3 separate regions of the Homo sapiens genome follow, and all the other regions are linked to region 3. Evidence: chromatin loops called from intact Hi-C (ENCODE). Cell type or tissue: PC-3. All regions are shown on one strand.

What was found. Peaks named below come from ENCODE experiments on the same cell type or tissue, not always from the same donor. Only the 100,000 strongest peaks of a DNase experiment are listed, where the experiment ranks them.
Region 1: it touches region 3 in a loop (3-fold over the local background); 6 of 110 quality-filtered maps call a loop at or near these places.
Region 2: it touches region 3 in a loop (3-fold over the local background); 4 of 110 quality-filtered maps call a loop at or near these places.

What each region holds. Positions count from the first base shown.
Region 1 is chr7:55,025,988-55,033,987 of GRCh38, forward strand. All of the region lies in intron 1 of EGFR (epidermal growth factor receptor), which reads left to right. Among named protein-coding and RNA genes, the nearest start is that of EGFR, 11 kb to the left of the region's middle. In PC-3, no CTCF peak of the experiment used is centred here; a DNase peak (open chromatin) is centred at 4,544; H3K27ac peaks cover 1,843 bases.
Region 2 is chr7:54,956,626-54,964,625 of GRCh38, forward strand. No RefSeq gene overlaps it. Among named protein-coding and RNA genes, the nearest start is that of EGFR, 58 kb to the right of the region's middle. In PC-3, no CTCF peak of the experiment used is centred here; DNase peaks (open chromatin) are centred at 4,096, 4,906 and 7,736; H3K27ac peaks cover 3,360 bases.
Region 3 is chr7:54,874,717-54,882,716 of GRCh38, forward strand. No RefSeq gene overlaps it. Among named protein-coding and RNA genes, the nearest start is that of SEC61G-DT, 120 kb to the left of the region's middle. In PC-3, a CTCF peak has its summit at 3,147; no DNase peak of the experiment used is centred here.

The sequences.
Region 1 (8,000 bases), 150 kb after region 3:
TTTTTTTCTTTTTTCTTAAAGCAGTAGCTTTTGAACCTTGACCATGCTTTCTAACCAGCTGAGGGGCTTTTGAAAAAGAGGGTGCCTTACTGTGCCCCAGACCAGGACAATCAGTATTTCTGGGGAATGGAGCCTGGCACACACACATTTCTTAAAGCTCCCTTGGCAATTCTGAGGAGTGGATTACATGTTGTATGTAGCTCGTAACGAAAGAAATCTTGTCTTTGCTCTCAGACCCCCATTTCTTACTCATCTCATGAGCTCCTTCGAGATCCAGAAACAGTTGCATATTTCATTAGTAAATCAGTTCCAGAGTCACATTTTATTTCACAAGTTAGTCCATTAAAAGTTTCCTGCAGTGAGGAAATAGCCAGAAAGAACACTCCACCCCTCCTCCTTTTTATAACTATAGGGTCTGGCTCGACAGAGCAGGAGCATCGCCATCTTGGACAAGCCCCTCATTCTAAAGTTCACCTTAATAAAAAACTGCCTAAATTCAAACTGCATCAGCCTAATGGCTAAGGTCAGCATGACCATAAACCACAAATAACATCTCCAACCGGAAACATTCGAAACTCCTCCTCGACCAGAGACATGCTAGTCCCGAGATAACCCCCCTCCAGCAGGGAAGATGCCAGTCTCGGGATAACCTCTCTCTGGCCGGAAAGATGCCTGCCCCAAGATAAACTTGCCTCCTCCCAGAGATATTCCAACCCTGCCATAAAACTTCTCCCTCAAACAGGAACATTCCAAAATTCTGATAATCTCCCTCACCCTAAAACCAATATATACTCCTAGTCTGTAAGAGAAAGCGCTCTTGACCAAAATTCACCAGGAGTGCCTCCCAGGTTTTAACTAAAGAAAACCTCTCTTTAACTGCCAAAAAAAAAAAGGGAAAAAAAAAAGCTTTCTGCAGTGGCTTTCAGCGGGCCCAGCATGGCAGCAGCACCTGAGAACCTGTTGGAGATGCACACTCTTGGACCCCACCCTGGCCTCTGAGTAAGACACTGGAAGGGCAGGCCCCGGTCTGTGCACACAAGTCCTCAGGGAGATTCTGACTGATGCATGCCAGATTTTGAGAACTGCTGATATACTCCAGGCACATCGCATGCTGGGATCTAGATACACCAAGGGAACAAAATAACTGCACTTGTCCTCTGAGGACCGACTTACCTTTTGGAAGGGCTGAGAAAGAGAGACACATACAAGATCACTCCCTGTAATGCAATGTTTTATAACAGATGTGATTTGGGATTTCAGTGGGAGCCCAAAAGAGGGACTGACTAATTCAGCCTCTGTGACAAGGGGAGTTTCTCAGAAACAGAATGCTTAGCTGGGCCTCCAGGCACAGGGACAGGAATGAGGAAATACTTGTAGGCCCTGTGCTCCTTCAGCAAAACCCTCAGTTTCTTGTTATTTTTATAAATGCAAACATCTTATTAAAGTAGATGCTAAGGCATTAGAATTTCCTGCTTTATTTTTCTAAATGACCATGAGGAAACCTGGAATGTCAAAGATAAAGTGCAACACATTCTGCATTTAAAAATTAAAATGATCCTTTTTAAAAGTAGCAACCAGATGTGAAAAATTGGACTGGAGTCCAGGTTATAGTTGATAGCTTTAACTTTCTCCCCAACAGCAACAGCACAATTTTCCCTAAAATGTGTTATGAATAAGTAAAATGACTACTTCACATCCTTTAACTCTTCCTACAGAAATCTAAGAGAGAAATGAAACAAAAGTTTGCACAGTTCTAGACACGATAAATACATGTGAAATCACACAACTCAGAAAATGTCCCTTAAATTAATTGAGCCATTGGTACTTGTGAATTAGAAGAGACATCTATGTTCTGATCCACTGTTGAAAGCTGTACAATGTTACCTATTTATTTGCAGACATCCTTTGGAAACAAATAGGTAGATTTGCAACAAATAAAGAGTGGAGTACAGCTGCTGACATTACCTTGTATATTCATGCCTTTATGTAAAAAAAAAAAAAAAAATATATATATATATATATATATATATATATATATACACACACACACACATATGGAGGTAAAGACCACTGCTTGCTTTGCAGTTGTTTTAAGAGCATTCATGAAGGATTTTATTTTATAAGCAGAAATGTGATATCTGACGATTTTACCACTACATGCTTGCAGGCCAGTGCACAGCAGATGACGTCATGATTGTTTTAGCAGTCCTATCGTTTTACTTATGATGTCATTACAACCCTTTGCTAAAATTTCTTTCCTTTACTCCAGGTTTTGGATAAAATTGATGCATTGCACATAGTCTCTCTGATAAGACAAACTGGCATTTGTATGTGAAAAACTGTGCATGTTTTAGTGTCTCTGCTGATACTCAAATTATCCATTATTTTAGTGCTGGAATAAAAACAAACCACTTAGTGAATTTGTGCAGGTCCTTAAGGACAGGCAAAGGTGTCCTGAGATTTTCTGATCATTGTATACCAAATTTTAGAAACTTTTTCAAAAACATTTTTTTAATTTCAAAAACCTGGTTTTGTTTATTTACCAGCAATCATTGAATACCTGAAAGCTTTCAGGAGATTTTATTACAATGGTTTCTATTCACTTACAAAATTATCTCCTAGTTCATTCTCATACACTGTAAGCCATTGTAAATGCTTCAAATTGTGCCGAACAAGATAAACTAGACAAACTATTTTAAGTTTGTTCTAGTGCTAACTTGCAAGATCTAATGGCTCCAACTAGATTTTTAAAATAAAGTATATTTTAATATATTATTAGAAAGTTAAGCAATTATCTGTTTATAGGTAACAAAAACCCTGGAACCCCAATGTCAGATGTCATCCACTTTTGATTAAGTCCAAACATATGACAGATAAACAAAAGATGGTTGGCTGGGCTCAGTGGCTCATGCCTGTAATCTCAGCACTTTCAGAGGCCGAGGCGGGCGGATCACAAGGTCAGGAGTTTGAGACTTGCCTGACCAACATGGTGAAACCCGCCTCTACTAAAAATACAAAAAAAACAGCTGGGTGCGGTGGCACGTGCCTGTAGTCCCAGCTACTCAGGAGGCTGAGGCAGGAGAATCACTTAAACCTGGAAGGCAGGGGTTGCAGTGAGCTGAGATCACACCACTACACTCCAGCCTAGGCGACAGAGCAAGACTCAGTCAAAAAACAAAAAAAAAGTGGTCATTGGAGAATTATTGTGTCACCTGTTGTTTTTTAATGTACTAATTTTGAGAGGCTTTTAAATAGAGTGCACTATAGAACTTTTTCTTGGCTTCAATTTGCTACAATGTTAATAGAGAATCAGAAACCTTATCCTTATAGATGTTTCTTGATTTTTTTAATTTCTGGTGACATTTATGAGTGAGAATAGTGTATTGCCCTGTTTTCTTTCTTACTCCCCTTTCTTCTTCCTTCCTTGCTTTCTTTCTTCTTCCCTTCCTTCTTTCTCTTCCTCGCTCCTTCTTTTTTACAAGCTGTTATGAATTAGCCTTCACAGAGAAAGAAAAATTTTTATAAATAACTGGAAATGAAACTTTGCAAAGGACTGCAGATGAAAAACTTTGTCAAATGACTGTAAAAATATACTATATAATTTTCAAAAGTTAGAAAGTACCAAACACACTCAGTATTCATGGTTATACAAGTATGCATACACATGTATTGCTCCCTGAAAAGTGGTGTTGTTAAGGGAGTTTTTCTTAGTACGCGGCTTAACATATTTTTTTCTGTAATTTGTTGTTAGTTATAATGGGGAGAGAAAACAGGTTAGAGTCTCCCCTCTCAGTTTCACCTTCCATAAAACAGCTAAACTAGACGATCGTCAGACTCCTTCCAGCTGAAAACATCTGTAAAATTAAAAACAAATCTAAATGTATGCAAGATATGTATTTAAACATGCTGGTAATAAGTGTGCTGTCCCTATAATTTAGATGCTAAAACATTGATGTCATAATAATAACAACACCTCGCATTTGTACAGCACCTCATAGTTTACACAATGCCTTAACATTCTTCTCTCTCAGCCTCCTACAACCCCACAGGATTGGGATAGCTTTCCAGATTGGGAGGTGAGGGACCCAGGCTCAGAGCGATTCTGCTGTTGTCCGTAATCACCAGGCTGGTGATCAGTGGGCACTGGGTGCTCTCCTGCTACACAGCACTGTCTCTCAACATGCAGGTCAAGGTTACTTATTCCTCCTTCAAGACGTCATTGGGTTTTTTAGCTATGGATGCCCCATCACTTTTAGTTCTATTTGTGAATCAAAGGCTAAATAAAGTATTCCTCAAAATTTGTTATACTTCTGTTACTAATGCTTAATGTCCCTCACAATTTCTGTATATTTCTGTGTATTTCTGCTCTGTTTTGGTTCCTTTCCCAGGTTTCTTTTTTGTTATGAAGTAGTTTTTAGACTCAAGTCTCTTCTGTATGTGTTATAACTGCCCATTCCATAAGATACAGGGCAGTGAATTTGTGAGCCTTGAAAATATTTACTTTAGAAATGAGAAGTATGACTTTTCAACGTTGTGTCATCAACTTCTGTAAATTTTCCAGACCTATAAATACTTGCAGAAAAAAAATGAAAGGAGAAGGCAACTTGATTTAGCAGTTGGGTCAGTTAGCAATGCCTATGGCAAGCTGTAGTAATTCCCTTACATAGATTTGTAAGACTCATTTCTATGATTTAAATGAAGGCATACACTTAACCTCTTTAGGGTGTGAAACAGCTTTTACAAAAAGAGACAAACTTAAGAAACAGTGTGGCCCTCCAAGAGTGTTCATTTTCCATATCATACCATTTGTAATAAGCTATTCTGGCTGGGATTTACTTGCAAGCATTGGCTTTTAAGAAGAGATGGTTTCACACATCAAATTATTCACTTGGAGGCACTTTCTGGGTTGAAGGAATGGAATGGAGAGTGCGGCAGTGAGTAGATCTCTCAGTGACGGTGATGTGCCTCTCCCAGAAGAAATTTCAAAATGCAGTGTTCATTTTCCTCCACAAGAAAGGAAGAAACTGTTTTGTTATTGTTTATTCCTAACATAGTGGAAACTTTTCAGTACTCTGGCAGAAATTTCCCAAAAGCAATTTTCTATTTCATGATTATAAAGTAGCAAAGGAAAAAGTCCTGCACTCCAGCTGAGCAATGGATCTCCAGTTGTTATCTAGGTGCTGCAGGTTTAGAGAGGATTGCCAGGAGAACACATCGATTTTTCAGGCCTGTGATGACGTATCTCTTGTTGAATAAGTAAACCCTTCCAGTAAACAGACAGTTAGTATATTGATTTCAGGGTGGCTTTAGCCACTGAACCTGTAAGTCTTGCAAAGGTTACTTGGGCAAAAGCATCATTATTTTACCTTCAGTCAACAAAAATCTACCTGGCCAAGGCAGAACAGAAAGTTCAGCAATTTGATGAAGTGGGACAACATGAAGAATCAGGTGAGTTGCCTACTTTTTCACTTCACTTTCCACCTTTAGAGATTCTTGTTTAGATGCAGAGTAGTGACGTGCCTGGTGTCAGGGAGAGAGTTGAATGAGAAAAGTCCCAGAAGGGCAGAAGACTTGGGTGATTATCTGAGTCCATCTTTCCTTATCACATGACAGAGTTCTTGAAGTCTTGGCTAGGAATTCTAGGCTTTTAGATTCTTTGGGCAATGGCTACTAAATGTTCATAATGTTGCTCAGTTGCAAAAACAAGACATTCAAACTATAGCCAGGGAGATAAGTAGTCACGAACTCAAGGCCTAAATTCTGCTGATGGAGCCGATGAGAATTGGGTGCTAAGGCAAAGAGAGTTGCCAATATTATATTCTTCGGGGTTTTTTGTTTTTATTCGCATTTTGGAAAAGGAAAATATTAGCATTCCTCTGACTTAATATTGAGAAGACATTGGGCACTCTTTTTCCTCCCACACTTGTCTTCTTTCACTAGGTGACAAGGGAAGAGGTAGCATGAGGTGGTGGTCACAGGTGAGAGGGGCTGTTGTGAGCACAGGCATGTTGACTGCACATTGGTCACCTAGTAGAAGTTTTGCAGGCTTGGTGACTTCTGAACACTGTTTTCAAGGTTGATTTTTAGTTGAGAGAACCTCTAGGTACCACGTAATGTTATTAACAGTAGTACTGATCTCACAATCGCCCTATGTCCCATTCACAAGATGTTCTGCCAAGCCATAAAAGGCCCAGTTAAGTTTAAGAGAAGTCTCAAAAGTAACAGATGATAACTAATTAATACCCAGTGATTTTGAAATGTAGACATCAAACATACCAATTCAGTGGTATCATCCTTAGAGGCAGACAGAGGATGATTAAATCATTCAGCCCATCTCTGTCTGAGGACGCAGCTTAGCACAGCATGGTGGAGGCTAAATGGGCCTTAAGGGAAAAAATGATATCTGAAGATGCAATTTATTTCAAAAAGAGTTTGCTCCCGTGAATTTTCACTCTCTATGTAGAACGGCACCAGCACACACTTTTCCTGAGCCTTTGCATGTGTGGCAGGCAGCGGCCTGGCATCCTGGGGAACTGAATGAGGACGCAGATGACCCGGACGTGTTCACAGTTTGACACATCTGACTCCCAGATCAGGGACAGCTAGCTTTGCTGGCTGGTTAAGTTGATGATTCCATCTTTGCCTGGTTCTCTGACTGTCTCATGCTTTCTGTTATTACTATTTTGCAGCAGATATTTCTGCTCATTTTTCAATCATATATGCATCCTGGATGGCATAGAGTTGATTCTCCTAACAAATCAGTGTCCCTTTGTATTTTTTTCTGGCCATAAGATAGAATATATATGTCATTTATTAAAAATGGAGAAAATGTTCAGGAGTTTCTTGACTCAGAGAGGGAAAAGGGATACTCAGGGCACTTTTTCAGCCAGGAATTTACTACCTTTGCAGGGTAAAGGGGACTCACCACGCTGGAAGTCAAAATAAGCCACCAGTGCCAAGTGTTCAAAGCCCTTAGAATCACAATGCTCTTAAAGCAAAGTCTTCAACAATGCTTGAAAACTTCCACTGGTTCTCAGTATGTCCAAAATTGTCATGTCTATGAATGATTTTCTCAATCTGAAAATTTTTATAGCAGGCTAAAGAATGAGATAGGTCAGTGTGATTCTAGAACTAATCATTAACATTCAATAGATGACTATTTTATTCTAGAAAAAGCAGCAACTTTCTATTTACTCTCTATTTTGAGGGTAAATTCTCTGTAAGTAGAAAAAGCAAAATGTGGACATGGGACTAACATATGAATATACAAAGCAAATGTACCGAAAAAATCTTAAGACCTGCCTTGTGGTGTTTTTTGTTTTGTTTTGTTTTCATTAAAGTGACTTGTTAGCCTCTTGCTCCCTGTGAAGCACAGGGAGGTGACGTGATGTGCACAGGGCAGACTCTGCCATATGCCCTGGCCTTGAACTCAGGGCCCCCTGGGGACTGCAGGGGATGCTGGCCATGCTGAGCAATGCCTGTGGGTGTCAGTTTCCTCATCTGCAGAATGAGGGTAGGCCTGGTGCTTATTTCATAGGGTCGCAGAGGGGATTCAGTGACAGGGTGGTGTAGAGGCTGGAGCGTGCCCCATGTGTGCACGACAGCCTTCCAACTAGGGGAGGCGGGCCTGGGCTCTCACCAGAGAGCCTGTGTTCTCCATGGCTACATGACTTTGCCCCAGACGTCCTTCCCGTGGTCTGGACCCTGGGAAGTCGCCAAGAGCCAGACAGGAGAAAGGCTCCACTTGGCTCTCCTCTTTGGTGACCATCCCTTGCCTCCATGGCGGGACTCTCAGGTGACATCCCACCAACCCTCACTTTGCTTCCCTGGTGGGTCTCACTTTCCCTCAAGAGTGTTGCTTTTTTGTTTCCTGCATAGTCCTGGGCCAGTTTTGATAACCCTCTTCATTTCACTTCAGAAACCCTGATGATTTCTTCCTGTGCTCTTTTTACCTTAGGACTTTTACTATGACGACTGTGACTGGCCCATTTCTTGTTTTT
Region 2 (8,000 bases), 82 kb after region 3:
CCTGCCTGGAGCCATCAGCGCCTCTGCCAACTGGGTGCTCAGTTCTACTCTTTTTTTTTTTTTTTGAGACGGAGTCTCACTCTGTCTCCTGTCTTCCAGGCTGGAGTGCAGTGGCACGATCTCGGCTCACTGCCACCTCCATCTCCTGGGCTCAAGTGATTCTCCTGCCTCAGCCTCCCCAGTAGCTGGGATTACAGGCGCGTGCCACCATGCCTGACTAATTTTTGTATTTTTAGTAGAGATGGGGTTTCGCCATGTTGGCCAGGCTGGTTTCAAAATCCCAACCTCAGGTAATCCACCTGCCTCGGCCTCCCAGTGTTGGGATTATGGGCGTGGGCCACCGCGCCCAGCCCCTGTTCTACTCTTTACCTCTGCTATCTGTTCTCCAGGCAGCAGCCAACAATGGTTCTTATAAAATGTGAGTCAACGATGAGAGGTCCTTGCTCAAAATATTGCAAAGGCTCCCAAACAGATGAGAAATATGACCTGAATCTCCCCCGTGGTCCACAGGCCTCACAGGATCGAGGTCACCGTCAGCCCACAGAGCTCATCTCTGGCTCTAGCTGCACTGGCACCCGGCTGGCCGCCCAGCCTTCCTTGCTCTCCTTTGGACGTCTCCCTCCCCAGCGGGCCCCAAGTTGGGGCCTGCCCTCCCTGGGGACCCTCTGCCTGCAGCTCTCTTCCCTCACAAGTGCACAGGGATCAGCTCACTCAAGTCTGTGTTAGATGTCGCCTTCTCAAGTGGCCTTCTCTGACAGTTGAAAAGTCACGACGCCTCTTCATCCTCCCTCTCCCCTACTCATTTTCTCTCATTTCTCTGAAGTGCTTATGACATTTCAGCATGCTTCACAGTCAGCTCTTGCATGGGGTCAGCATGTGCCTCCATGCAGTAAAATGCAAGCTCCCTAAGGAGCAGTTTTGTTTACTGCTCTATCTCCAATTTCTAAAACAGTTCCTGCAGCAGAGGAGCATGAAAAAAATTGAGCAGGGACTGAGTGTTGGATCCCAAAACACTTTTCAAAATGCTCACCCCCTGGTGTTGATGATTTAAACACTAACTGGTGCTAACAAGCCCATGCCCCTGTGTCGTGTTACAGGGATGGACAACGTGCAGTGGGGCATGGAATGCACTCGCCTAACTCAGCCTGACGGGATGAGGAGAGCTTCTGGAGGAGGTTGCATGCAGGCCAGGTTTTGTGGCAGAAAATGGGGCTCTTCTAGGAGATGGGGTGTGGGGGAAATGCTGACAGGCAGAGGAAGCCCCTTCCTCCCACCTTGTCAGTTCTCCTTTTCTTTCTTGCTATAAAGAATGAGAACATGGCAGGACTGGTGATGCAGCCAGTGAAGCAGACATGCAGGATGCCACACAGGCACAGAGCAAAGCTCCCTTAAAGGTGAGGTCGGCAGAGGTTCCTAGCGGAGATGACCCTGAAAACTAAGTTTTGAAGAATAAGTATGGAATGTTTGGAGGTTCTGCAGGACCTCAAGTGAGAAACAGTGAGTGGCTGAGCTAGTGCAATGACCATGGAGTGAGGAGGACAAGGTTGATAGGAGAGGTATTAAGGGGATGGCATCACTGGGCATGGTGGCTCATGCCTGTAATCCCAGCACTTATGGAGACCGAGGTGGACGGATCACCTGAGGTCAGGGGTTTGAGACCAGCCTGGGCAACATAGACACCCCATCTCTACTAAAAATACAAAAATTAGCCGGGCATGATGGCGGGTGCCTGTAATCCCAGCTACTCATGAGGCTGAGGGAGGAGAACCACTGGAACCTAGGAGACGGAGGTTGCAGTGAGCTGAGATTGCACCACTGCACTCCAGCCCGAGTGACAGAGTAAGACTCAGTCTCAAAAAAAAAAAAAAAGGGTGAGGGGAGGGATGGAATCTGAGGAGGCGGACACTGACGGGATGTGGTGGGGGCTGGAGGAGGGAAGCCACTCAGATGAAGCCCTGGGGTGCTGCCTGGATGGCTGGAGGAATAGCAGTGCCATTAGCAGAGGAAACAGAGGCCAGGCGCTAGGCAGAGGAAAAGGCATCTAGAATCAATGACCTGGAGGTGCCTGTGGGAAATAGAAGTGACGTCTCTGTGACTACCTGGTGTATGGTTAGATGGGTCTGGAGCTCAGATATGGATGATGTTTAGCTTCATTATTTGCTGGTTTATTCTAAAAAATTTAAACATATGCCGAGATTAGGAAAATAAGATAGTGGACCCTATACGTATCCATCACCAAGCTTCCAAGATTGTCATTCCACTGCCAATCTGGTTTTACCTATGCCCTCACCTATGCCCAACCTTAACTATTTTGAAGCAAATAGCAGACATCACATCTTTTCATCCATAAATGTCTCAAGAATGAAGATTTTTTTAAACACACAATACCTCTATCACACCAAAATATTAGCAATAATTTCTTAATATTATCAAATATCCAGTTATGTACAAATTTTTCCCATTGACTAATACGTATTTTTAAAATCTGAATCAGAATTCAAACCAGGATGTCTCTTAAGGTTTTTGCAGACTCTAAAATCTTTCTCTCTCTCTTTCTTTCTCCTGCCATCTTTCTCTCTCTCTCCATTTTTTTACCTCCCTTCTTCCCTTACTCTTTCTCAATTTATTTGTTGAAGAAAGTGAGTAGTTTGTTGGTAGAATTTTATATAGTCTACATTTTGCTGATTGTATCCCAATGATGCCCTGTCTCCTATATTTCCTGTTAACTGGTAATTCAATCTAGATATTTTATCACATCCACGTTCAAATTTTTAGCAATAAAATACAACAAACCCCCCATATCTGTGTGTCCTGCACTCATGGATTCAAGCAACTGCAGATAGAAAATAGTTTTTAGAAAATCGTGTCTGTACTGAACATGTATAGACTTCTTTTTTCTTGTCATTATTTCTTAAACAATAAAATATTGTAACTATTACATAACATTTACATTGTATTAGATATTATAAGTAATATAGAGGTGATTTAAATCATATGGGAGAATGTATGTAGGCTACATACTAATACGAAGCCATTTTTTATCAGGAGCTTGAGCATCTGTAGATTTTGGCACCCACGGGGGCCCTGAAAGCAGTGCCTGCAGATGCTGAGGGATGCCTGCCCTCATGCGATGCCAGCACTTCCAGCACTAGGCACAGAAGCCCGCTAGCCTCACCTTTCTGACATTAGCAGACACTGGTGGTAAGGGCCCAACCTATTATTTCATTAGATGTGAAAAGATGCTAACAGTCAACTCCACCAATCCTTCCTTATTGCTTATCAGCTGGAAGAGATCACCAGAAGTCACGAAACAGCAGTGCCAGGCCGGGATGAGGACATCCAGGAAGAGGGTACAGGGTGAGGCCTGGGGACCCTCAGCACTTCAGGAGAAATGAGAAGGGGGGATGCTGAGAACAGCCTGGAAAGTGAAGGTCCTGCCAGAGGGGAGAATGCCTTCAAAGAAGCCAAGGTGGAGGAGCGTCATAAGCGACAGGGAGGGCCACAGTACCCAGCATCCTGGCATAACAAAGAGATAAAGCAGGAGAATCACATGGAAACGACAGTTCCTTGACCACAATTTCCATCATTGTATTTGAAGGAATGAAAGGCGATTGACCTTGATTTAGCGCCCTATATGACACCTCCAGCCTCCAAAGCTGGCTTCCACGCAGGAGGCATGACTTTCCCCTGCATTCCCATTCCCACTCGCCTTCCTCTGCCTGTGGGAAGCAGTCAGGATAATCTAGGCTGATTTGCTTGAAGAAGCAGATGATACATGATTGGGGGAAAAGCAACAGCCTGTCCTTGTTTTTTTGTTTTTTTTTTAAGTCTAGTCTCTGAGTAAAAGGAAAGTCTCATAAAACATAGTAGCAACCCATTTAGAAGCTGTGATGAGAAATCGCAGTTTCCTCATTGGCCAACCCAGAGAAAGGCTTTCCTCTTCAGGGGGATGGCACAGAGTTGGAAAGGAAATGAAGACAATGCAGGCAGTATCGGTGGACTCCTGAGAAAATGATGACTCAGGCAGTTGGTGGGGAGAAGTGTCACATTGTCTGAGGATGTCCAATTGCAAGGGGGAATTATGCCCCTTAAGTAGGTGGAGCCAAGGGAGGTAGCAAGAACTAGCCCAAAAGTATATATGGATGTGATTAGTCACAATGGCTGTAATAGTCATACAGGGCTCCCTTCCCACCATGGTCCAGGAAGCAACTGACTCCAGGGGCCTGAGAATGGTACTGAAGCAGAACGAAATCCTCCTTGACCCTAACAATACTGAAACAAAGTGTGATTCAGCAGCAAGCCACCCTCAGGAGCCTAGGACCAAGGACTAAATGGATTTTCAGCCATTGTCAGAGTGGATGGGTAAAGTCAAGGACCTGCCTACACAGATGACCCCCACCCACCCAGCATCACGATGACCATGATCTGTGCTGCTTCTATGCAAGCCCCTGACTATCTGCGAAACACCGGGAATTGAAGTGAGACACAAATCCAAATTAGGTTTCTGTCAAATAGCAAGATGGAGTTAAAAAGGAAATTGAGTTAGTGTTTAAAATAGAAAGAGAGAGGACAGAGGGAGGGAGGGAAGGAAGAAAAGAAAACAAGAAAGTTACAATTCTTTATATACAAATTCATGTCTAGATGTTTATGTATTACACACTCTCCTGCCCACACACACCCACCTCTAAAATTTGGAAAACAATAATTTTGAAAGCCCAATATTTGCTAATTCTTAATTTCTTCTACTAGTAGCAACAAGGAGTTAAATTTTCTTTCCTTCTATTCGGAGGCATTTCTGCCCTTAGAGACCAGCCCACATCAGGTAATAACACGGCAGCCTCAAATTGAGACCCTTCATGTTTGTTATGCTCATTTCATAATCATTGTCATCTCTGATGAGTCATTTCACCCTCACCATAAATCATTTATGACACTTGAATATAAATATGAAAATAGAAAGCTTTATTTTAAAAGTGTAAGCAGGCTGGGCATGGTGGCTCATGCCTATAATACCAGCACTTTGGGAGGCCGAGGTGGGTGGATCACCTGAAGTCAGGAATTTGAGACCAGCCTGGTCAATGCAGTGAAACCCCGTCTACTAAAAACACAAAAATTAGCCAGGTGCGGTGGGGGTGCGCCTGTAATCCCAGCTCTCCAGAGGCTGAGGCAGGAGAATTGCTTGAACCTGGGAGGGGAGGTTGCAGTGAACCCAGATCACAACACTGCCCTCCAGCCTGGGTGACAGAGTGAGACTCCTTCTCAAAAAAAAAAAAAAAAAAAAAGTAAGCAACAAACTCCAAGCTATAAAACTTTTGAAAGTTTTGCATCCCTGAGGCCATGTAGCCAGGCAATGCCTGGGTAGTGAGCACTTGGGTTGTTAGCCTGGTGTTGCTCTTTGTCCTGGGCTCAGAGCTGGGGCCGACAACACATACAAACCACCCACATCTTGGCAAATATATGCCGCCATTGTCACGTTTCCACCAGCTCGAAAGTGAGGTTAAAAAAAATAATCCTTACCAGCCTCAAGCTCTAAGAAGGGAAACTCATTGCAAAAGGATCAGAAGGAAAAATAAATAAATAATTTTATTCTCTTCTCTATAGCTTATCCACACCCTAATTAGCAGCAGGATCCTAATCCATATCCTGCTAATACATATCCTATTGGTTCTGTTTCTTTGGAGAACCCCTGACTAATACATCAATACTCTGCAGAGATTTCTTGATTTAAAATAACAATGATATTTTGGGTGAGGAGTAATTAAGTGATTCTAAAGTTTATCTGTAAGCATACATAGAAGAGTTAGAAAAGAGTGTTTGCTATTGTGAATAGTGCCGCAATAAACATACGTGTGCATGTGTCTTTATAGCAGCATGATTTACAATCCTTTGGATATATACCCTGTAACGGGATGGCTGGGTCAAATGGTATTTCTAGTTCTAGATCCTTGAGGAATCACCACACTGTCTTCCACAATGGTTGAACTAGTTTACAATTCCACCAACAGTGTAAAAGTGTTCCTATTTCTCCACATCCTCTCCAGCACCTGTTGTTTCCTGACTTTTTAATGATTGCCATTCTAACTGGTGTGAGATGGTATCTCATTGTGGTTTTGATTTGCATTTCTCTGATGGCCAGTGATGATGAGCATCTTTTCATGTGTCTTTTGGCTGCATAAATGTCTTCTTGTGAGAAGTGTCTGTTCATATCCTTTGCCCACTTTTTGATGGGGTTGTTTGATTTTTTCTTGTAAATTTGTTTAAGTTCTTTGTGGATTCTGGATATTAGCCCTTTGTCAGATGGGTAGATTGTAAAAATTTTCTCCCATTCTGTAGGTTGCTTGTTCACTTTGACGATAGTTTCTTTTGCTGTGCAGAAGCTCTTTAGTTTAATTAGATCCCATTTGTCAATTTTGGCTTCTGTTGTCATTGCTTTTGGTGTTTTAGTCATGTTACTGGGTGCAGCACACCAACATGGCACATGTATACATATGTAACAAACCTGCACATTGTACACATGTACCCTAGAACTTAAAGTATAATAAAAAATTAGATAGGGGGAAAAAAGAGTGGTGACCTATATTAGTTGTCTATTGTTACATAAAAAATTAATCTCAAACTGAAAAGCAACCTTTAAAGGCATTGGGCAGCAGTTTTGGCAGGGTGTTCATATTGTCTTTGGAAGCCATGCGCTAATCTGGAAATCATTCCCATGTATTTATCAGGAAGTAAGTCAAGGGTAAGCATAAAGAGTTTCCAAAGTGTTGGAACCTGGTGTTTCCAAAGAGGCAACACATTTCTGCCAAGGATCATAGACTTTGCCAGAATTCTGAGGACAACAGGGCTCCAGGTGTAACCAGAACACCAATAATTCACATGTCAGGCTGGGAGTTAGAGTCCATCACAATATGAATACAGCTAAAGTTTGTTTTTAATAAAACATTTTCTGTAAGGCAAATTAGGATAACTACTAAGGCCTCACAGCTGATAAATGGCAGAGCAGGAATTTGAATCCTGTTCACTTTGTTTACAAAGCTTGTGCTCTTACCATATGTGATGATTAATTTCATGTATCAACTTGACTGAGCCATGGGGTGCCCAGATATTTGGTGAAACATTATTTTAAATGTGTCCATAAGAGTTTTTCTGGATGAGATTAGCATTTGAATTGGTAGGCTGAATAAAGTACCTTGCCCTGCCCACTGTGGGTGGACCTCATCCAATCTATCAAAGGCCTAAATAGAAGAAAAAGTCTAAGTCTGAGTAAGAGAGAATTTGTGCTCTTGGTCTTCACTTGCCTTCAGACTCGGAATTGGTCTAGAACTTAGGAGATTCGCTCGCCTGGTTCTCAGGGTTTTGGCTTCCTGGGTCTCCACCTTGCCAACTGCGGATCTTGGGACTTCTTGGCCTCCACAATCACATGCCAATTCCTTATAATAAGTAAATAAATACAAATCCTGTTTCTCTGGAGAACCCTGACAAGTACATCAATATGCTACAGAAAATTCTTGACTTAAAGTAACAATGATATTTTGGGTGGGGAACAATTAAATGATACTGAAGTCTGTCTGCAAGCATAAATAGAAGAGCTAGAAAAGAGTGGTGATCTATATTCTGTCTATTGTTGCATAAAAATCACTCCAATATTTAGACACAAAACAACAAACACTCATCATCTCATGATTTCTTTGGTTTGAGGGTTTGGGAGTGGCTTAGCTTAGTGGTTTTGGTTGAAAGTCACTCAGGATATTTGGCAATGATGAACATTTTATTAATGTCCTAAAACTGGGTTGTGAGGTTGGTTAAAATTTACTAAAAGTTATTAAATGGATCTATGGTCTGAGCGTTTGTGTCCCCTTCAAATTCTTATGTTGAAACCTAATCCCCAATGTACTAGTATTAACAGGCAGGGCTTTGGGGGTGATCAGGCCATGACGGTGCAGCATTCATGGATGAGGCTAGTGCCTTTACAGAAGAGCCCAGGGGAGCATGCATGCCCCTCC
Region 3 (8,000 bases):
GGAATATAAAAATAGCCAATTAAACCTGGAAAAGCATAAATATTTCTTTATAAGGTTTTATAGGAATATGTGTTTTCATTTGTCTTAGGTATATACCTAAAAGTGGAATTGCTGGGTCATATACTATATGTTTAGACTTTTGAGAAACTGCTAGACTGTTTTCCCAAGGAACTGCACCATTTAACACTCCCATCAGCAATCTATGAGGGTTTCTATTTCTCCACATCTTCACCAACAAATATTACCTCTTTTAAATCATAGCCATCCCAGTGAACGTGAAGTGGTAGCTCACTGTGGTTTTTGTTTGCATTTCCCTTATGACTAACTATATGCAGAATCTTTTCATGTGCTTAGTGAACATTTGTATGTCTTCTTTAAAGAAATATCTATTTAAACTCTGTCCATTTTTAATTGGATTGTCTTTTATTGTTGAATTTAATAGTTCTTTATATATTACAAATATAGGTCTGTTATTCAATACATGGTTTGCAAATATTTTATCTCATTCTTTGGATTATGTTTCCACTTTCTTGTTAACATCTTTTGAAGAGCAAAAGTTTTCAATTGCATTATGGTAAAGTTCAATTTATCTATTTTTTCTTGTTACTTGTATTTTCCTTGTCATATTTAAGAAGGCTTTGCCTAAGCCAAGACTATAAAGATTTACCTCTATATATTCTTCTAAGAGTTTTATACTTTTGTTTTTTACATTTTTGAATCTATGATCCATTCTGAGTTAATATTTTTATATGGTGTGAGGAAGAGGGAAAACTTTATTCTTTTACATGTAGATATCTGGTTGTTAAAAAAGATTTGTTAAAAAGATTATTCTTTCCCCCACTTAATTGTCTTGGCATCCTTGTTGAAAATTAATTGACCATAAATGTAAGAGTTTACTTCTGAACTATAAACTCTATTCCACTGATATTTATTTTTATCCTTATGCTAATACCATACTGTACTCATTACTATAGCTTTCTATTGAATGTTAAAATTGAGAAGTTCGAGTTCTCCAACCCCCATCTTTTTTATGATAATTTTAGATATTGTGAGCCCATCAAATTTCCATATGAATTTCAGGATCAGCTTATCAATGTATGCAAAAAATGTAGCTGTGATTTTCATAGGGATTGTGGTGAATCTGTAGATCAATTTGGAGAACATTGGGGAATATTGCCATTTTAACCATATTAAGTCTTCCAATCTGTAAGTATGACATGGATTACCATTTATTTAGATCGACTTTGATTTCTTTCAGTTATGTTTTGTATTATTGAATGTAGAAGTCTTTTACTTTTTTGTTAAATTTATTCCTAAGTATTTGATTATTTGATGCTATTGTATTAATAAATGAAATTGTTATTAATTAAACCTAATTGCATCTTTGAATCTGAAGTGCATTTCCTGTAGTGAACATAAAGGTGGATTTTGCTATAATCTGAATGTTTTTGTCCCCCCACGAATTCTTATGTTGAAATCCTAACTCCCAAGGTGGTAGTATTAGTAATTGGGGTCTTTTGGAGGTGATTATGTTACATGGGTAAAGCCATCATAAATGGGATTAGTACTCTTTTATAAAGAGGCTGAAGAAAGACTCCTTCTCCCTTCCATCACATGAGGTTATGATGAGAAGACAGCTGTCTATAAAGAAGCAAGCCATCACCAGACACTCTATCTCCTGGCAGCTTCATCCTGGACTATCAAGCCTCCAAAATTGTGAGAAATTTCTGTTGTTTATAAGCCACCCAGTCTATGGTATTTTGTAATAGTATCCCATATGAACTAAGACAGATCTTTCTATATCTGGACTGTCAATCTATGCTTTTGATCAGCATAATTAATCCTTTCACATTTATTTTTATTATTGATAAAACTGTATTTATATCTTACATTTTATCTTTCTTTTTTCTATATTTCTCGTGTCATTTTTATTCTACTTTTTCTCATTTATCGCTTTTTTGCATTAAGTAAATATTTTTCTAGTGTGACTTTTATTTCCTTTAATGAACTTATGCAACTTTTAGTTCCTTTTTATTATATATTTAATTATTTTATGTATGCTGGGCTTACCACATACATCTTAACTTGTCAGAATATCCTTGGGATTTATACTAACTTTATTCTTGTGAGATACAGAAATGATATTTTCTATTTCACAGTGATAAGACATTGTCATTATGCCCTCTACCTTTTCATTTTTATTTTACCTTTTCCTTTCCCTTTACCCCTTTGCCTTTTTTACCTTAGTTCTTTTAGCACATTTTTGTTGTTGTTGTTGTTGTTGTTGAGATGGAGTCTTGCTCTGTTGCCCAGGCTGGAGTGAAGTGGCATGATCTCGGCTCACTGCAACCTCTGCCTCCTGGGTTCAAGCAATTCTCCTGCCTCAGCCTCCCAAGTAGCTGGGATTACAGGTATGTGCCACCACGCCTGGCTAATATTTTTGTATTTTTAGTAGAGATGGGGTTTCACCATTTTGGCCAGACTGATCTCAAACTCCTGACCTTATGATCCGCCTGCCTTGGCCTCCCAAAGTACTGGGATTACAGGCACGAGCCACCATGCCCAGCCCCTTTGAGCACATTTATAATAGCTTCTTTGAGGTCTTTGTCTGCTAAATTTTAAAACAGAACTCTCTCAAAGGCAGTTGGTGTTGCCTGCTTTTTTTCTTGTATATAGATTGATTTCCTTTTTTGCTTTTGCAAATCTTGTGATTTTTTGTTAAAAATATCATTTTAGATACACTATTGTAGCAACAGTGAATAGTCACACACACACACACACACACACACACACACACGCCCCAGTAGAGTTGTTGTTTTTTTTTTTATGTGTTTAGTGACCTTGTTGAACTATTTAAGAAAGTCTATATTTTTGTACTGTGCAATTTCTCAGTCACTCTTCAGAGGATGTGGCCTTGGCCATGTGCATAGTCACCAGGGATAATGGTGAATTTAGCAGGGCTGTTTTTGACTTTCTCCTTCCCAGTCATTCTGTTAAGCTGTCTGCTTGTCTCAGTATTATATCTAGCTATTATTATAGCTTCCATCAATTGCTAGCTGATTATTCCATTGTTTTTGATGATGCCCTTGGGCCTAAATTGCTTCCTATCTTTGAGGCCACTGTTGAGGTTTGTTCCAACCACAGGAGGGCTCTTTTTAGCTGTCTGTTTCCTGGTTTTCTCTGCCAAAGTTCCACCTTGTTTGTAGTGCAGCTTGCTCCTGTCATGGAACTACCAGCCCTCTCTTAATTACTTACAATCACTGCTTACCTCCACTGTTTCCCAGAAAGCCCTTAGGCTCGAATTTCCCTTACTTTCTGTTCCAAATAAAGTCAGTTCCTTAAGTGGAGCTTTCGAGCTTTCTCCTCTTAGGACCAACGTATCTAGTTGGGCAAAACCGTTGTGTCGCTGCTCTGGAGGTAGGGACCAGGATAGTGGCTTACTTCTCTGAGTGGCACCCCTGCTTCGCAAGCAGGGCACTGGATTGAGGCAGCAGCCTCTGGTCTTCTCAACTTGCCTCCTTTTGTGAGGAACCTTTGGCTTTCTAAGCTACAGGTGAGGGCAGTTAGGGCCCCAGTATTCTTGGCCTGCCATACCTGGGGTATGAGTGGGAGCTGGGTGGAGAAAGGAAGCCCCAGACCTCTCATTGTTCTTGCCTCAAACAGAGTCTCTGTAGCACTGAGCTGGTAGCTTGCCCTTCTCATAGAGATACTTCTCATGGAGATACTTAAGGGACTGACTTTATTTGGAACAGTCATACAAGGCCTATGTTCTTGGCCGATGGGAAAGAGCTTTGATCTTGCCTGCATCTATGCAGAGTAGAGCTGTCATTTTGCTGAGCTGGATGGGGAAAGAAAGAACAGGAAGTAGCTCAAATTTCACTGTTCTTAGCAAAATTTGGTAGATTTTCTTAAATAAATGTTTCTTTTTATGCTGTATGCCCATAGAACAAGTTCCAAAGATTTAAAATGTTTGGGTTTCTTTTCTCAGTTTCACCAATTAGGTTGTTTCACTAGGGAGAGGGTACATGTAGGTTATTATGCCAAAATTCTGGAAATTGTCTACCAGTATCATATAATTTTAAACTAAGAATTTCAAAATTAAAGAAGCATATTAATTGCTCTCAATTATAAAACACATATGCAATAATAATTTTGGAGGATTGTATTAAAAATCACAACACTTAGTGCTCTATGACAATGTTCATTCTGCTCATGAATCTGCAATTTGGCAGAACTTCTGCCAAAGAGACTGTTCACTCTTGCTTTATTCCATGTCGACTAGGGTTACTCAAAAGTTAGAACTGAAATAACTTAAGGGCTCACTCATTCATATTTTTGGTGGGTTATACTTGGAAAATTCAAACCGCTGCAGGTTATAGTAGCTAGGGCTTCTTGGATATCGCTATCTTTATGTGGCCTCCCCATGTGGTCTCTCTAGCATGCTTCAGGGTAGCTGATCTTTTATATGTCACCTAAGGGCTTCCAAGGCATGTGTCCTCAGAGACAGGAAAAAGAGGAAACTCTGACTTTTTATGACCTAGCCTTGGAAGTCATAAAGTGTCATTTCTGCTCAAGTCCCAGGCCCACTAGATTCACCCATTTGCCCATTTATCTTGGCATTTCTATTTATAGAGATGAGTAAGCATGATACTCAGAAAAATAAAGAAATTTACCCAAATTATAGACCTAATAAATGAGAGAACAATGATTGAATAACTCTGTCTGGTAATATTCAATAAATGCTATTAAGATACTTGGTCACAACTTTTATATAAAAACAAATTTACACCCTGCGAGCGAGAAACAAAAATTCCTTCTAGGAGATACCAGGAGATAGACAAATCATAGTACGGACAACTCACACATTTCAACAATGTTATGTGATGTGTACACCCCGCTAGTAGAAATGCAATGTTTCAAGGGAGGCTAAGAGATGGAGCAATTTACTCTTCCTTGGGGGTGAGAGGGACTGCCCGGCTGAGAGGTAACATTTGAGCAGAACCTTAGAGGATCTTCAGCGATAGATAGTCTGTAGTTGAGGAAGAGAGGTCAGAGCCCAGGCCCAGAGAGCACAGGGCCACGGAACTGACATGGGGGGTGTGGAGATTCAGGGAAGGCTGGGCACTAAAGCATAACTGTGGGATATGGTGAAGCCCAGGTGTTGGGGGAGGTGGGGTCAGGAGATGAGGCTGGAAATAGGTTAGGCCTTGCTTGTGAATGACTTTGAATGACATACTTAGAAGTTGCTCTTTAACTTATGACTAATCAAGAGCCACAGCAGTTTATAAGTAGAGAAGTGATACAGTAAATTCCACATTTAGAAAGACCACTTCAGTGATTACATAGAGAAAAATGAAGGGATTTAATACTGGGGAATAAGACACAAGACAGGAGAGCAATGTAATAGACGGTGCTCTGGTGTTGAGAATGACATCAGAGGCATATCTTTTGTGTTTTTATTCCAATACTGTTGTAAACTTCTGAAGCTTGAAGGTCTGTGCAGCAAAAAAATCTCAGTGTAGGTAGAGGTGTAGCAGGACAAGCAGCAGACAAAACCCCTCAGACACCGAGTTAAAGAAGGAAGGGCTTTATTCGGCCAGGAGCTTCGGCAAGACTCACGTCTCCAAAAACCGAGCTCCCCAAGTGAGCAATTCCTGTCTCCTTTAAGGGCTTATAACTCTAAGGGGGTCTGTGTGAGACGGTCGTGATCAACTGAGCAAGCAGGGGGTATGTGACTGGGGGCTGCATGCACCGGCAATCACAACGGAACAGAACAGGACAGGGATTTTCACAGTGCTTTTCCATAAAATGTCTGGAATCTATAGATAACATAACCAGTTAGGTCAGGGGTCAATCTTTAACCAGGCCCAGGGCACGGCGCCAGGCTGTCTGCCTGTGGATTTCATTTCTGCCTTTTAGTTTTTACTTCTTCTTTCTTTGGAGGCAGAAATTGGGCATAAGCCAATATGAGGGGTGGTCTCCTCCCTTAGAGGTATCAACTGTTATTTAATTACATTTTAGCAAAATTTTAAGGGTGGTTTTTCTAGCAGTAGGAAAGAGGAAAAACACCAAAATTTGACTAAGTTATTTGGCTTTTATTCAATTCGTTTTGCTCTTTTTTTTCCTGTGACATGAGTTTGTTCCTGAAGGGCAAGGTCAAAGGAGTTTCTGACTAATGTATCCCTAAACTTCGTGCTGTTTTATTACTCTTCCATTGAGGCCAGCACACCTTAATATGACATTTTAAAATTCACAACGTTTTGTTAGCAAAATAGTTACTTTTTTTGCACTTTTATTTTTTAAAACAATTTTTTATTAAAACAATTATCTTATCAGAACCAATGACGATACCCATCAGCCAGTGTTAGTAATGCCAAACAGGCCTCTCAGCTTGCACTATGTTAATTATATTCAAAATAAGAATCCACAGAAAGAACTCAAATAAGTACAAATATTTCTTAATATATTTTTGGGATGGAATTCCTAATAGAGTCTATTCCTTGCCTGAAACCTGCAAATATACATTACTTTTAATGTTGTTAAGTATGAGTCACAAGTAGAGGTAAGAGGCAGTGAACACAATGTTTCTTACTGCAAATCTTTTTTTCCCCTCTAAAAATTGGAGTTGTCTTATACTATAGTCACTGAGGAGAGTTACAATAAGAACCATCAAAATTGTTAGTTGCAACTTGAGATAAATAAAATACACATAAATCCTCCCAAGTGGAAAAATATTCACTGTGTGTGTCTTTCATTTTCATTCATTAAGACAAAGTTCTGAAAGCCAAGTACTACATTTGTTGTTTAGTTCCCTTTTGCACTCAGAAGATTCAAAGGGAACTTGACATTAGCATTTCTAATCACCCTCTTTCAGTGAGAGCTGACACACAATCTATTTTGAATAGGCCTGAATGTCAATCACTGGTTTAGAGTCCACAAAGTGGGGAGGAGTGTGTTGAGTGTGAACACAGGGAGCTGCATCTCCTGCATTTGAGCTTTAGATTCCTGAGGGCACCCAAGTGAAGATGTCCATCATACAGCTGAATAGATGGTTCCAAATGTCGGAAGAAGACGCTGGATTGGAAATACAAATATGACTGGAAAATAAGTTGAAAAAACTTTCTTTAAATCTTTTCAAATGTACCCCAGTGTATCCAGACTCTGCTACTCCAGGCCACATGGCCAAGAAGTGAGTCTGTTGTATGAGAGCCAAAACGAAGGGTGGTGAGTTGGATGCATGGTTGGACAGTAACACTTCTTCTCAGTATAAGAGACTAGATGAAAGCCTAAGGAGAAAGATTGTTTAAAAAACAGGGCCAGAGACTATGAGGATTATAGGGAAGAGGAAATGGAGACACCTCATTCTTCAATGTTGGAAGCTGATCAAGAACATTTCTTGAAGTGCATGGAAGAGAACTCCGTGCTGAGTTATTATTCTACCCATTTTGGGAGCACCATCAACACAAATCACTTATCAGCCATTGAGTATTTCATTTTGAGTTACACTGGTCAGTGTTTGGGAACTGGCACAACCTCCTCTCCAGGGACTATTCTGCTGCAGAAAAACACAGGCCAAGACTCTTTGCCCCAAATCGAAGCTGAGGCTCCTGGACTACTTGGGAGGTAATAGTGTGAAGCCCACACCCTAGGCAGAGGGGGAATGAAGAGAGCTGTTTGGTCATTGTCCAACTTATGCAATTTAGGCCTATTATATCTTGGTACTTGTCTAGGATACTGTTAAACTCAGAATCTAGGTTTGGGATTGTATTGCAAACATAGTAGCAACACTAGATGAAGCCAAGTATATCTCTTTCAAGAATGACAAAAGGTCTGAAATTTTACTCTCCTTGCAGACAAACAGGTTAGCCTGCCACATTTTCACGGATGCTGGCAGGAGATACAAGACTCCCAGGTCATAGACAACTTTTTTTGCTCACAGCACAGCAGGCAGCATGAGCTCTGTGTTTGTTTCAATCCCCTCACCCCGCAATTTCCATAGG